Regions from separate parts of the Homo sapiens genome. Here regions 2, 3 and 4 are each linked to region 1. A link is a contact called in ENCODE Hi-C or POLR2A ChIA-PET data. All regions are on one chromosome and are shown on one strand. Each heading gives the region's core, a stretch centred on a gene start or an enhancer-like site at or near the end of the contact. The rest is flanking DNA. Distances are from core to core; before and after follow the strand shown.

Evidence for each region. Hi-C counts contacts between places; a loop is a spot of excess contacts on that map. ChIA-PET counts read pairs that join two places held with the same protein, here RNA polymerase II (POLR2A). Pooled maps may share reads with other maps.
Region 2: a loop to region 1 is called in a pooled map, with 7 times the contacts of the local background. The contact joins two enhancer-like sites. A Hi-C loop is called at or near these places in 2 of 37 single-sample maps with no recorded cell type and 9 of 50 pooled maps. POLR2A ChIA-PET finds 5 or more read pairs at or near these places in 1 of 52 experiments (activated CD4-positive, alpha-beta T cell).
Region 3: a map with no recorded cell type shows a loop between it and region 1 (2.2-fold over the local background). The contact joins two enhancer-like sites. A Hi-C loop is called at or near these places in 1 of 37 single-sample maps with no recorded cell type and 2 of 50 pooled maps. POLR2A ChIA-PET finds 5 or more read pairs at or near these places in 2 of 52 experiments (OCI-LY7 and naive thymus-derived CD4-positive, alpha-beta T cell).
Region 4: a loop to region 1 is called in a pooled map, with 3 times the contacts of the local background. The contact joins the promoter of LINC02408 here to the enhancer-like site in region 1. A Hi-C loop is called at or near these places in 1 of 168 maps with a recorded cell type or tissue (naive thymus-derived CD4-positive, alpha-beta T cell), 1 of 37 single-sample maps with no recorded cell type and 9 of 50 pooled maps. POLR2A ChIA-PET finds 5 or more read pairs at or near these places in 1 of 52 experiments (K562).

What each region holds. Positions count from the first base shown.
Region 1 is chr12:67,697,153-67,700,963 of GRCh38, reverse strand. No RefSeq gene overlaps it. Among named protein-coding and RNA genes, the nearest start is that of LINC02421, 30 kb to the left of the region's middle. Within about 2 kb of position 2,068, at least 7 of the 41 ENCODE cell types and tissues checked have a DNase peak (open chromatin) inside an H3K27ac peak, as active enhancers do.
Region 2 is chr12:67,481,653-67,485,463 of GRCh38, reverse strand. No RefSeq gene overlaps it. Among named protein-coding and RNA genes, the nearest start is that of LINC02408, 37 kb to the left of the region's middle. RefSeq lists enhancers at 610-789, 1,010-1,059, 1,620-1,669. Within about 2 kb of position 1,968, at least 10 of the 41 ENCODE cell types and tissues checked have a DNase peak (open chromatin) inside an H3K27ac peak, as active enhancers do.
Region 3 is chr12:67,883,849-67,887,659 of GRCh38, reverse strand. No RefSeq gene overlaps it. Among named protein-coding and RNA genes, the nearest start is that of LINC01479, 43 kb to the left of the region's middle. Within about 2 kb of position 2,128, at least 2 of the 41 ENCODE cell types and tissues checked have a DNase peak (open chromatin) inside an H3K27ac peak, as active enhancers do.
Region 4 is chr12:67,518,163-67,521,973 of GRCh38, reverse strand. LINC02408 (long intergenic non-protein coding RNA 2408) reads right to left here and starts at 1,892. Exons shown (of 3, transcript NR_103861.1): 1 at 1,782-1,892. RefSeq lists an enhancer at 1,566-2,231.

The sequences.
Region 1 (3,811 bases), core at 819-3,318:
TATATCTAACAAATGGCATGAACAAGAATGTTAACAGCATTAATAGTAACATAAGCAGTATTTGTAATATTCCCAAACTGGACACAACCCAAATGTCCATCAACAATAGAATGGATACAAAAATCATGGTAAATTCATACAATATAGGAGAACAATATGCAAGAATGAGAATAAATAAACTATAGCTACATACAAAAAAAGGATGACTCTCACAAACATAATGTTGAGTGAAAAAAAAAAGCCCATTACAAAAGAGTACGTCAGGATTCCTTTTTCATAAAGTTTTACAACAGGAAAAAGTAATCTGTGGTTGTATTATTTTGGTGCAAAAGTAATTGCGGCTTTTGCCATTACTTTAGAGTTTGAATCCTGGCAGTGAATACTATACTGACTTTTATTAGGTTGGTGCAAAAGTAATTGTGGTTTTTGTCATTAAAGTAATGTGTGCAGGAAAACTGCACATTACTTTAATGGTAAATGCCGCAATTACTTTTGGACCAACCTAACAGAAATGAGTATAATATTTACCCTTGGAAGTGACTGTGAGTGGAAGGAGGCACAAGAAGGCATCTGGGGTTCTGGTAAGATTCCGATTATTGGACTGGGTACTAATTATATGTGTGCATTCGTTTCATGAAAATGAGTTGAGCTGTGCACTTATTTGTGCACTTTCTGTATGCACTTCATACTGCAACAAAATGTTTACATTGTGCAGAACAATGTATGTATCCAATATCTTTCCCACCCATGAGTACAGAACCACACCTGGTTTGTTCACTACAATATCAGCATTCCCCGAACAGTGTCTAACACACATTGTTGCTTGTTGAATGGAAGATTAATGACTTTTTAAGAGAATTTCCTTAATACAGCTGATTTTTTTTTGTCCTCATCAGTGGAGCTATATTTACCCGTTTTATCAGATATCTTTTGATATTGCAAGGCAGTTGTTTCAGGTAGACCAGCTTGCAGACAGGAGAGCTGAGAGCAAAATGCAGTGAGGGAGATGGAAATTAAGCTCCCTGAGGTCAAGAACTTTTATACTGCTTGCTCACAGTGCAAGGTGGTGCTGTTCAGATAACTTTATGTGGGTAAGTCATTTAATCCTCATAACAACTAATGAAGCACCTCACAAATGAGCTAACTGATGAGAAAATTAAGGCTTAGAGAAGTTTTATAACTCAAGTAGGGAATAACACTGCCAGGATTTAAACCCTAAGTATGAGTTTAACTATGGTACTATCTTCTTACCTCTGCACATAGTATGCACTTGAAAAATATTTGTGTAAGAGTACATAATGGACCTCTCCATCATACCTTGTGTTTCTCCTCCCCACTTCCCCACACAGGCATAATTGTGTACTTACGATCTGGTCTCAGTGGTGGCAGTGGGTGGGGGGAGCTGGGAGAAGGAGGGCAAGGGAGCCTTTTAGCCCAGCCTCCTAGTTTAGACAGGGTCGCAGACATGGACATTTGACATCATCCCCAAGTGAGATTATATGTGCAGTAACTTTCACTCGTCTGACTGGAGGGAGTTGTCCCTCACACAACCTTAAACTTGGGTCCCACTGCCTATAGTATACCCTGTAGAAATGCTTCTTTATGTTGAAATCTTTTGAAAAGCAAAATAATTACATTGCACTTACTTAAATGCATGTGTTAAGACTACTAATTTCTTAAACATAAACATTAAAAAGTATACCACAGTGTTTGTAAGTCTGTCTTGGCATTTCTTCACTTTCTAACACATCATGAGTATTAAAAATAAAAAAACGGAAGTGGCTCAGGCACTTCTACTTCAGAGAGACCCTGACTAATGCCTAAGAAGTTGGTTTCTGTGTGCACGGCAGGATTTTATCTCATGCCAACCAGGGGTGTAACTACTGCTACATGGGGAGACACAAAAAGCCCTTGGGCTAATGTGAATCAGTGAAACCCACAGAAAACTGAAAGCCTCATTCAATTTCAACTCTTTACCATGCAAGGCTTATTGCTAGGGTGGCTTTAAATAGTCACAGAAATGCTTGATTTTACTTTCACTTCCTTCCTTCCCCATCTCAAACCTCTGTAGAGGTTCTTAGGAGGTTTCGATGACTAAATCAGATGATAACAGCAACATCTTTCACTTAGACAGACTTTACAGAACCTTTCGGTTTGGTCTCCTTTGGTCCCCTCAAAAGCCCAGGCAACAGCAATGACTACTGTTGTTTGATAGTCCTGCTGACTAACAACCCCTTCTCTACCCCAAAAAATGTGGGAGTGACTTTTCCTTTCATTACAGAATACTAAACAGCCAAGAATGGATCTCATTCCCCGTGATGGGGAGAAGAAAAGCAATACAGTCCAAAGGCTGAGAACCTTAGTATTGCCTTAAAAGTGCTTTGCTTATTGATGCCTTCACCTTCAATTATATGGAAAATTTTTTAATGCAGTTTAACAATTTTACTGTTTTCATCTACTGAAAAAAAATCAATCCAACACTTCTTTCAACATGCACTATAAGCTTGTGAAACTGTCCATGTGAACGAGGTGAAGGAATCAATTTTTATTTATTGAAGAAACCAAAAGTGGGGTAGGGGTGGGAAGGAATACATTTGGCAGAGGATGAAGCCATGTTACTTCAAAAGGGGAAAAAAAGAATATAACATAAAAGGGAAAATATTTCAAATTTGTAAGGAAAAATTGTTTTCACCAGAAAAATTTCCTCATGCTCTCATTTTTGTTTGGCTTTGTCTACTCATGGCATTCCAAGCAATCTGTCTCTTAGCACCACAGCTGTGAAATATATGCACTTACGGAGACTTCCCGGTTAGCCTCTTCACATTTCACTGGGTTTCATTGTGTGCAATGTCTTGCCATTGACTCTCACACTGTGCTGTGTATACTGTTTCATAATTCTGTTTTACAGAATAGCATTTTCATCTAATAGAAGTTAACATAATAAGGGAAATGGTGACAATAATATATGGTCACTAAACCATATTGCCATTTTGGAACAGTTTATTATGTACACTATGATCCATGTTATTCTAAAAGAATGGATGCATTCATGAGTAAACATAAGTACAGACTTTATAACAGAAATTTGCCTCTACTAGATTAGGAGTTGGCAAACTTCTTTGTCAAGGGCTAGAGAGCAAATATCTTAAGCTTTGTGGGCTATGCTGTCTCTATCTCAACTACTCAACTCTGCCATAGCAGGGAAGGCACCCAGAGACAGTACACAATATATGTAGACAGTAGACAGTGGACAATATGCAATGAATGACTGTGGTTATCCTAAACTTTATTTACAAAAACACACGGCAGTCGTGTTTGTGACACAGAGATGTAGTTTCCTGACCTCTGATCTAGAAGATAGGTATGTTTGCAACCACAACACAAAGGCTGCCCTGAGACTCTAAGCACTAAACATCTGTTTGGCAATTTACCTGAAAAGTTGTGGTTTTTTTTTTTTTAAGTTAAAATTAAAATGACTTTTCTCCTGAGAAAATATTTAAAAGAGTAGGTTTTGGCAAGTAAGTTGAAGGACACACTAGTTATTTTTCTACATCACAATAAAATTAACATAAAACAGGTCATTGGAAATAAAAGAATTTTTTTTATACATTGAATACACTGCCAATGCCTGGATGAGCCTTGAGCATCACAGATCTTTGGCTTAAAGCTTTGCCCATGTCCAGAGTCTCCCTCACAGGAAATCGATTGTAGAAGGTCAAGTTCATGTGTTTCCAGACTCACCTCCTCCTTTAATCTTGGTGCCATCGTTGGCCAGTGTACTGACTATTATTAAGGCAAAGCCAAGACTTGT
Region 2 (3,811 bases), core at 719-3,218, 220 kb after region 1:
TGGAGCTCTGTTCAGAGCCTTGATGTCTTCCACTGGAGGCTGGTGAATATAGGATTATTCGAGGAATATGTTGGCAGAATTGCCAAGAAGGCAGCTATTGTAGACCCAAAGATTAACTACTTCAGGCAGTATGCAGATGAGAATTAGGACAATGACAGTTGAATAAACAAATATGAGTCATATAAAAGCTGAATTATATGGCATGATACAGTGGCCCGCGATCTTTTTTGGCACCAGGGACCAGTTTCATGGGAGACAGTTTTTCCACAGATCAAGGAGGTTGGTGGTTTTGGGGTAAAACTGTTCCACCTCAGATCATCAGGCCTTATTAGATTCTCAAAAGGAGCATGCAACCTAGATCCCTCACATGCATAGTTCACAACAGGGTTTGCATGCCTATGAGAATCTAATGCTGCTGCTGATCTGACAGGAAACTCAGGCAGTAATGCTTGCTCACCTGCTGCTCACTTCCTGCTGTATGGCCAGGTTTCTAACAGGCCATGGACCAGTACAGGTCTGTGGCCCGGGGGTTGGGGAGCCCTGATATAATAGAAATAGATCTCTCTCCCCCTGACATCAGCAAGTTGTATGCTTTCTAAGCATTATTCTCCTGCCTACTGAAAACTATATTTAGACTAAACCAAGAAAGATATTGCACTGAAGATCTCACAAAAAGCCTGAGTTACAAGTCTCAGAGGTAGAAGAAAGTAAATTTGCCAAACTAGGCTGTCTATTCCTCCACCAGAGACAGTACCATTGCAGGCCTGTGATGAAGGGGTGAAGACAAGTGTCCATGGTGCTGCAGTAGGCCCCAGAGTCCAGAGTCCTGGGTCCCTTGCACGGAAGACCCTTGTTAGCTTCCTTCATGTCTGCATGCATCAAAGGAAACTAGCATGGACCTCAGGCACCTCACAAGATGGGCTGTGTCTTTTCATGGGGACTATAGATATGTGAAAGCATTCAGGAGGACATAAAACATGTTCTCTAAGAGGGAGCCTTTGTATTCAGCTCCCTGTGGTCAGGGACTGCATTTTTGGAGCCAAGCTCCAAAAATATTTGAACAGTCAAACCACTCCAGTGTACTAAAGAGAAATGAGAAAAGGTAGTTTCTGCTCTGGGTGAAGAGTCATTGAGAAAGTTCTTCCTCCCTACCTTGGTTCCTATACATCTTAGTCCCATCAGATTTTGCTGATAAGCCTTACTTGACACATGTGGGAAACATTTTCACTAGAGGTTAAAGGAAGCTGGTTTGGGACTGAAGCAAACGGCTATGCAAGGTCATACTGAGTTCAGCTCAGAGTCTCACATCTCAAATATTCTTTCCACACCCTTCTTCTGGGGCAGTGGCCTCTACTGAACCTGAAGGTGTAACTTCTCTCGGGTGACATGGAGTGCATGCCCGGCAATGCCTCAAGAGCTGCAGGGCAGGGTGATACAGCCCCAGGGAGTGGCTACCTTCACTAAGAAGCAGGTTTCTAAAACCAGCATTTCAGGATCCTCCAGGCATCCCTTTGGCCTGCTCACCTCCAGCTTCTGTGTCCTATAGCACAGTATTTACTGACAGGGAGAGCCCTTCTGCCAGCCAAACCTGCACAGTGCCCCAAGCACAGGGCAAGTGGGTGACCAAGGGCTATGTTACAGGCCCCTTTCCAGCAGCCAAAGGACACGCATCCCAAATTTGATGGGGTTTTTGCCCTTGGTACCCATAGACTTTCAATTTTCTGGAGTAGCTCCACCTTTTGTTATGGTTTGGTAAACAAAAGGCAGTCATCAGGAAGCCACTAATACAAATGTCACCATGCACATCACCCTGCCGAAAACCAACAGCAGCCTGTTCAAATGCTACAGGATATTGAGAAAATGATGAGGAGGCACTGAAGACAAAAAAGCCAAGCTTCTCCTCTTCCTGGTCATGCTGCAGACAGCTTACTGGCTTGGCAGCCCTCCAACTCTGCTTCCTTTTCTAGAAGCTCTAGGTACCCAGGCTGCAAAGCTGTGCTGCCTGCCTGCTCATTCCGAGCACGTTTGCACTCTGCTTTGAAGGGGCCAGCCATAAATAAAGCACAGGCTGGGGATTCCTGGGCAGGCTTGCATAATCACAGCCCTTCCTTTGAAAGGGGGAACCATATTCTGATATGTGCCTGTGGCTGGTGGTTTAACTTTAAATCTGTCACCGGTAGCTGGTCAAAAGGTTTTATTCTCTGTAGCCCCCAAGTTTGGCAGACAGGCCTTTTCAAAATGGAAATATCTCCCTGATCCACTGATAGGCAGTTTGGAGACGGTGTGCTGATGCCAATTAAAGCACACTGTGGTGTTCTATTCCTCTTGCCTTGGTGCAGGCTACATCCTCTGCCCCAAGGAACATCCACCCATCCTCAAGGCCAAGTCCAACTCTCTCTCTAAGATTCAGATCAGATCCCTTCACTGAACGAATATAGATAGATTAAGCACTCCCTTTGTGAGCCTGAGAGATGTGCTCTGTGCCATCATTGAACTATCAGTCTGCCAGGGAAGATGACAAAAGTGATATGTGTACAGCCTACAGATGTATCTGCTATGGCAGTAACTTCATCTGAGTAGGAGTTAGAAGGTGACAGAAGAATTTCACTTCTCCCCAAATCCTTCCTGGCTTTCCCTGGGCACTATGATTGCTCCCTTCTTGTGTTTTGTCAAAGGCACATATCCCATCTGCTCACTGTGTGATATTTCTACACGTTGCCTGCCTCCCATCCCTCTCACCCTTGCCATTTTATTAAGAGGTCTTCAAGGTCATGGACTGTCCTATGAATCAATTATCTGGCAAATGTTCAATAATTGAAATAAATAAATCTCTGAAAATTTTTTTGCTCTGAAAAGCAACTGTTGTCTACCTAACACCAAGTGATCAATAGGCTTTTAAAAATCTCTGAGTAATCTCAGAAGTGACAGTGTATTTGACTATATGGAACAGGATCCACGTGGATCCACGTGGATGAGCAGATCCACGTGATGAGCAGGTGAGCAAAAGCAACATTGGTAGTTAATGCAAGGATGAGTTAATGGAGGCAGTGGGGTGAGGGAAACAGGGCAGGGTGTCTTCACAGCCACTGAATCAGAGGTTAAAACAGCCAGCAGCAAGGGCTAGGGCACAGGCAAATATCAGGGCAGGTTTCACCCTAGTGTTTCTGAATTATTTGCATCCAAATGATGAGGCAGTTTACTGAAATTGTGTGGAAGTTATTTCAATGCCACAAAGATATTTAAAATTATATTAACTCATTTGTACAGAATGCTGAATACTACATCTTGATAGTAATTAGCAAACTCAATACAGTTATGACATGATCAGTTGCAAATAACCTAAAACATTCTCAAATGTTAATGTATAAATGAATTATCTAGGCATCTTGATAAAATTCAAATTCTGACTTAATAGTGGGTTGTGATTCTGTATTTCACCCAAGTTCCAAGGTTCCATTGGTCCATAGATCTCACTTTGAGTAGCCCCTACTAAAAGTGCAGGAGAAAAAGTTGTGATTTTGACAGAAGGCACTATTACTCTTCTTTTAAAATTGTATTTATTCATTAAATATTTTCAAACTGTGAAATTAATGGTCATTATGGTGAATTTGGGAACTGTAAAACATACCATGAAAAAATATTAAATCATCTTCAATCTCAACGTCCAGAGATAATCTGTATAAATATTTTGATGTGTTTCCTTCTAATCCCTTTTACTTTTGCATCTTACTCTCCACAATTTTTCTATCTTGATATTGTTTCTTTTTAAATTGTAGATGATTCACATGTTGTTATGTTATTTGAAAAATAT
Region 3 (3,811 bases), core at 879-3,378, 190 kb before region 1:
TCAGGACACTCCCTTACATTCAGTCATCATGCCGTGTCTTCTCTGGTCTGTGACATTTTCTCTGTCTTTCCTTGTTTGTCATTACCTTGACTGTTTTAAAGAGTACTGTTTCAGTATTTTGTGGATGTTGAAAATAATTTTTTGATACTCAAAAATTTCATTTATCTGTTTAAGGCAAAAGTATATCTATACCTATTTGATTTTTGTGGACATATTTCAGGAAGCAGATGCAGATTTCCTGGTTGTTTTAGTTTTGTTTGTTTATTTGTTGTTGTTTTTACCTGAAAATGATGGCACATTTCTTCTTGACACCATCAGGGACACAGAACTTTTATCAACACTGTGTTTACCTTGTAATGCCTATCCTCAGATGAACTGTGTTCCCAGATCATTGGATCCTTGAGGTCTAAAATAGTAACTGAACAGAAGAGGTGATGAATATACATGCAAAATGAAGAGAGGGGAACATTTCACAGAGAGATAGAATAGTAGCCAACCAAAATGGACATAAAGTTTCAAGAAACAAAAGTTAATTACTATGGCAGAAATCAGGTTAAAAGAACTTTAGGTATAATGGATTACATTGTGTTGTACTAGGGTTGATAACTCTTTATTGCCGGTTACGTTGGGCTTGAGGAATATTGAAGGCAAGATTCTGGTGTTTCACTTCATGTAGTAAAATCTTATAAAATATAATGATAAAGATCACAGCACCCTTCCCAGTACCTGACACACATTAGGTACTTGGTAAATGCAAATATCTTTGTAGAGAATGCTTATCTAACACTTACTATGTGCCAGGTACTCTTCCAATGCTTTATATACATTAACTCATTAAATCCTTACCACTACCCATTTTGCAGTGGAGGAATTGAGCTTCAGAGACGTTAAGTGAGTTGTCCAAGGTCACACACGGCATAGCTGGGATTTGAAATCTGGGCAGTTGGGAACCATATGCATCCTTTTAACTGTGATACTCCACTGCTTCCTTGTAATCCATGAAGAACAACATGAGGAGTTAGCATTGCACTTATTTTCAAGATGACTGAATTTAAAATAACTTAACCTTTTATGTTGGAACTATTTCTAAGATACATCAATTGTCTTCCTAACACAGATCGCATATTTTCTGATATTAGAGGGTTATGAAATATGAACACCAAATCTGTGTTTTGCTTAATTATTTTTATTTTACTCTACGCAGAATGGTCCCACACTGAGAAAATGTTCATGAATTTTTTTTTCCTGCCATTTTGATTTATCCATTTCTTTTATCATTGTCAGTTCTGTCATTTCTTGCCACTTTCAGTTGCCTGACTTGGACAGCATCCTTTTTATCTCTTTGCAACAACTATTTCCATTTTGCTATTAGAATTGTATCTTAAATAAAATAAATAGATACTGGGGAGTGCTCTAAGGCCCTTTTCTGTGAGTTCAGAGCATAAGAGAGAGGGTTCAGTTTGTAAGTATTTCAGTTGCTTACCCTTCACTTAGCTGCTTTGCTTATTTCCTTGGCTCAACTCCTAATCATTGAGATCACTTCTGGATAAGTGAACTAATATATCACACGTTTTGAACACAATGACTTAAAATAGTTAATCAGTTACCACTGGTTATTTTATCTCCTCAATCACATTACTAAAAGACATGCCATTCAAGGCAAAAAATAAATTGGCTGTTTATCTTCTAAAAAGAATGCAAATGTGACTCATTATATCATTTAAAGCCCGATTTCCATCATCTGGGAATTGGGGCACAGTGGTTTATCTTTAGTTTAACAGAGAAATTTTCTCCTGTGGTGAATGCTCTTAATGATTCCTGGCATCTGAGGGTTTAGGGTCGGATGTGGGTTGTTTCTTAGGAGGTATTTGGTTCCTCAAGTGGCATATGAGGATGTAATCCCTGACTGACACCATTTCCCTTCCTTATACCTAAATCCTTACAGTGAAACCACACGGTTATTTTCTCTTTGTCTTCCCCAACACTAGAATTATTTCAAGCATTTTTAGATGGATGGAGTTTTTGTTCCTGGCTCGTTCTAGTGGAAACAGAGAAGTCCTCTGTCTGGGCAGAGTTGGGGCCAAATTGAGCAGGAAGCTCAGCTGCTATGTCAGACCCAGCTGAATTTGGGAGATAGTTGCTGGATGCGAACCAAGGTGTTTGTAACTACCAAATCTTTCATGATCTTTGGTACTGCTTGCCTCTGTGACATCTCAAAGCGTCCACATAGGGAAGGAGGCCCAACTAAGTACTATGGGGAAATTTCACAGGGGGAAAATAATGGTTTCCATAGCTTAGAATTTTTTCACAAGGGCACTCAACAAACCTGAAACAGGTCACTCATAGTTCCAAGTGGGAGACTGTTCAATGATGAAGAGTTACTTGACTCTCAGGTTGTAAATATAACACTCAAAACTTGTGATTTATTGATCTCACGCCTGGTGACTATTTTATCCTTCTGTAAATGGAACCAAAGTGCTATTAAGTAGTCTTAGTACATCAATAATACATGTCCCTATTAATTATGTGGTTAGTGAACTTTCAGTGTGAGACGTCATCTGAGTTTATCAAGTAACAATTATGTAGAACTTAAAAAGAAATCCCCATTTCAATTCTTTAAGATTATATACTTTATATCCTTTAACAACATCTAAATTCTTCCCAAGTTGGATAAACACATTATCAGATTCATTCTCTAACCACATTTAACTAATTTACTTCCAACCCCACCACCATTACCTTGCAGACCACATAGTCAAAGAGGTGTTCAATTTTGACACTGAGTTACAGGCAAGGTAGTTTCCTGATGGGTGAATTATTAATATTCAAGATAAATCAGGTTACCAGGCAACTTTCCAAGCACGACTTTTTACAGCAATAGCAAATGTAACTGGAGCTTTCCAGAAATGAATCGTGGTCCAACCTATTACCCATCAACTCTTCCTGGTTTTATGTGTGATAGAACACAGCCATGAAATCTGAACTCCATTTTTGAGGTAGTTATTGAAACACCAGTTATTTCTAAGAATAGCAGTGACCATATATTAATAGCCAATTAAGGCATTAGTCTCTGCTCACTGCTTGCTTCCAACTTATTCCTCGGTCAGCCTGGAGAACTGGGTTGTATTTGAATAACAACGAGAGGAAAAGGTCCTGCTGCTATTTTTTTTTCTCAGCAGCTGACTCTGGGTGACAAAATGAATTTTTCTCACAAAACCCCAGAATATAAAGCTGCCAAATTTCTCCTTTTGTGGAGGTATCTGAATAAGAAATGTGGAAGATGGCAATTTTCTAAGAACAACTGGCTTAAGAAATAAAAAAAGTCAGATTCTCTAATTGATAAATGAAAAAAACACTTGTTTAAAATACTGCCCTACAATTGGTTCTTTTTACTTTCTCCTCCTTCCATCTTTGAGAATTTTTCTTCTCTTATCGTCCTACTAACACCCATTCACTTCTCACCTTTCTTCAGGTTCCAAAAGAGATTTACCTCATTATCAGGTATTTCACTCTGCTTTGTCCTTACCAATGGAGTCATCAGTTAAGGGTTTTATCCAGAGTGACCAACACAGTGCCTGGTTTCACTGTCCCCTTGCTGATGGAAGGAGAAGCCATTTAGTCACCAGATTACAGCTGAGGATAAGCAGGGGTAAGAAGGAGCAAGGATGTCCCCTTCCGTAGCCAGCTCTCATGGACTGCATTGGCTCATGTCCTTCCTGAAAAGAGTCTCAGGCAGTGAAGGGAGGCTGGAAGGAAGAAAAAGTGAGAGAATGAGGAGAATTGTCATTGCCACCATGTACTGAGGGCCTAT
Region 4 (3,811 bases), core at 643-3,142, 180 kb after region 1:
GTGCTTTGAAATAAAATGAGAAGACAAATGTGAAATCCTTTGATAAAGTTAAAAATCATTCTATGTCTCCAAGAATCTCAAGAACTTCCCAAGTGTGTACACAAACTAAGTATATTGATTTTTTAAAAAATAAATGTATACACATTTATTATATTGATTTAAAATGTATGAGTTTAAACAAATCAATCAAACCAAAACATATGAAGTAGAGGTCTACAAATAATAATACATTTCAAAATACTGAAGTTATAAAGCCCACCAAGTTTCTTAAACACTGTTGAGTTTCCCTGCATTCTCCAGCCATTTGATTAATCTTTCAGTGCCTGTGGCAACTTAAAGAAAAATATTTGCCTTTCACGGTCAGTATCATCCCAGGATTTAACCTACTGTCTGCCTACAAGCTCTGGAGAATTAGAAACCAAGAATGAGACTGCATACCCATTACCCCTTACGACCGTGATGTCTTGAATCTAGTGACTCTTAACCTTGCATGATATCTTTTATATATTTAAGACTTCTATTTTTAGAATCATGATATTTATGTCTATTGAACTTAGAACTTATATTATTCTAAGAGTTCTTAGGTAATGATGATGACAGACATTCATTCACTTACTCCACAAAAATACTAGAGAGGCAACCTAAGGCAGTCATTCAGAGAATGGACTCTAGAGTCACTTAACAGTTTCTCCATCTATAAAATAGAGACAAACATAGGACTTACCTCCTAGGCTTGTTGCAAGGATTAAATGAATTAATATTCATAAAGCTTTCAGGATGGTGTCTGGCAACATGGTTAGTGCTCTAGGAGGGCTCACTACATAAGAGGAGATATTTAGTGGATGCCCACTGTGTACTTGATACTGTCCTAAGCACTGAAGATACTGTGGAAAACAAGACCCATACATGTGAAGGTGGGGACAGAAAATAGACAAGGAAATAAATGACATAATCCTAGAGTATTAAAGTATTAAACAAAGACATGCAACAGAGTGATTAGGAGCAGAGAGAGTTGGGGAAAAGCCTTTCTCTGAGAAGAGGCAATTTGAACACTGGGACCAGAGCACCCAAAAGCCACCAGGCATGTGAGGACTCAGTTAGAGGATTCCCAGCAGAGAAAACCACAAAAGCAAAGAGATACAGCCATGAAGCCAAAATAGCCCACTTGATCTCAGAAAATAAACCATCCAATTTAATGTGGGGAAGGCATATGAGTCAGACAGGCAAAGCCAAATTAAGCCATTCAGGAATCAGGCAAGGAACATATATCCAGGCGGGACCTCTTCACACTTGATGCCACAATGCAACGATACGTTTTAAATTCCAATGGAATTAATCTGCAAATTTTAATGGCAGGATTCAGGAGTAGGCCCCTTCTTTCACCGACTTACCCGTCTCCTCATTAATATTTCATATAATCTTCTTCATACTGTCTTGGAAGCAAGCAAGACAACAGACAGGGAATATTTCCCCCTATATGAAATGTTTTTGCTACATTATTTTGTCATACCAGGTGTCAACCACCTGGTCTACTGCCAAATCCACTGTACTATCTTAAAGGGTCCATCCTCATCAGGTTATTTTCATAAGCAAATAAATACATCATAAATGACAAATGCTAGGTTTTCTCTAAAGGAAAAAAAAAATCATTTATCTCTAGCCCTGGTCCCAGTCAGTATTTTGCCCACTTATTTTGTCTTATTTTGCCCACTTAGACCTGCTGCTTCAAGTCCTTTCTGCCATTGCTGAAGAAATGACATGAATTCAGACAAAGGAATTACCTGGTCCAATTGTGTCTATCTGAGACAGTCCTCAAATGCTAAGTTAACAGCCATCTAGGATCACACAGCTAAGGAAGGCTTCCCGCCGCTGCCTCCCCTGCCTTTCCTGCTGAGCCTGATGGATGAGCTTTTGTCTTTCTGGCATCCCAAGCCCTTCGCTTTGTTTCACTTTTGACAGCTATGCACCTTGCGGAGAAGCCAGCCAGGTTTGGAAACCAGTTTGGTCCTGACAGACCTGCACAGCGGGAACTCACCTATATATGCAGTGATCTGGGGCAGTGCCTGCCTGGGCACTAGAAAGTCAGACCAGGTTCCCAGAGAGCCCTAAAGGCAACCAGTCTAAACAGATACATCAATCTGCTCACTAAAGAATAAAGCTGGCTCTCCCAATATAATTACAGGCTGGCTGATTTATTATTCCAATCTTTAGTGCGTGGCAAGGTTAGTGTTATTTGTGCCAGTTTATGGTATTGGGCCAAAACATGAAATATCAAGTTAATATGATTGGTTCCAAGAATGGATTTGCACAGAGACAGCTCCTGCTTATGCCAATGTGTGTGCAGGGATTACACCACGTGACAAAGCCCTTTTGAGAAGAAAATGACAATTCTTCATATATTCAGAATGATTTAATAGCTGGCAAGCTACTGCCAATCACCTGGGCTACTGCCAGATCTACTGAAATATCTTAAAGGGTCCATCCTCATTAGGTTATTTTCATAAGCAAATAAATACACCATAAATGACAAACGCTAGGCTTTCTCTAAAGGGAAAAAACCAATCATTTATCTCTAACTCTGGTCTCAGTCAGTATAAACATGCTAAACCCCACATGGGAGAAGAACACTTTGTAAGAAGTTGTGGAAGGCCACGTGAGATCATGGTCCAAGGACACTGGCTTTGGAATGGCAGAGACCAGGATTCGAATCACAGCTCCTTCACCTGACAGCTCCATGTTCTTCATCACATTTCATAACCTCTACAAACCTCGGCTACCTCATCTGAGAAATGGGAATGATATGTTGTTACAGGGGGTAAGTGGCTCCAGCTCAGTTACCTGGTATAAGTGAGGCATTCAATAAATCAGTGTTTCTCAAAATGACAGGAGTGTGATGATAAGTCTTCTAGGTTTGGAAGTTCTCTGTGGAACATTATTACATTTCTGTTTACCTTTCAATCAATTTAAAAATTAATATAGCCATATTACGGATCAGCTGAAAGATCTATTTGGATTCAGTTTGGGAACTCAATTCATAATCTGTGTTTATGATTACAATTGGTACCAGATGGTACTACTTGAAGTGTCATGAGCTAGAGAAAATAGAAGGAAATCAGAGTTGATATAAAGGAAGTGTTTATGCCAAGTGAAAGCCCAGGATGCCTTCAGGTTGTGCACATAAATGTCCTAAGAGTTTAGAACAGAGAAAAGTGGTATAGGAACTGAGTGAGCTCACAGCACTGGTCCTACTGGCACCAAGAAGGCAACATATCTGCACCATAGCAATGAGCAACAGTTAAATTCACTAAACAATGCTTGTCACATTTCATCAATATATAATTGTGAATTTTATTGGTTTTGTTGCTTTTTTTTTTTTTTTTTTTTTTTGAGAAGGAGTCTCGCTGTTGCCAGGCTGGACTGCAGTGGCACGATCTCGGCTCACTGCAATCTTCACCTCCTGGGTTCAAGCGATTCTCCTGCCTCAGCCTCCCGAGTAGCTGGGTCTACAGGCACACACCACCACGCCCAGCTAATTTTTGTATTTTTAGCAGAGACGGGGTTTCACCATGTTGGCCAGGATCATCTTGATCTCTTGACCTCGTGATCCACCCACCTCAGCCTCCCTGTTGTCTTATTTTTAACATATAAAATTGTTTTGATGTTGTGGTTTGCAAGTAATAAAGCATTTGTTTTTAGGCCTTATAAAAAAGGAGAGACAGATGTAGATATATAACATATAGATGTACATCTTTATGTTATAAAGTACTTGTTTTAGGTCCTGTATATTTAAGTAAAGATAAAAACAATTTTT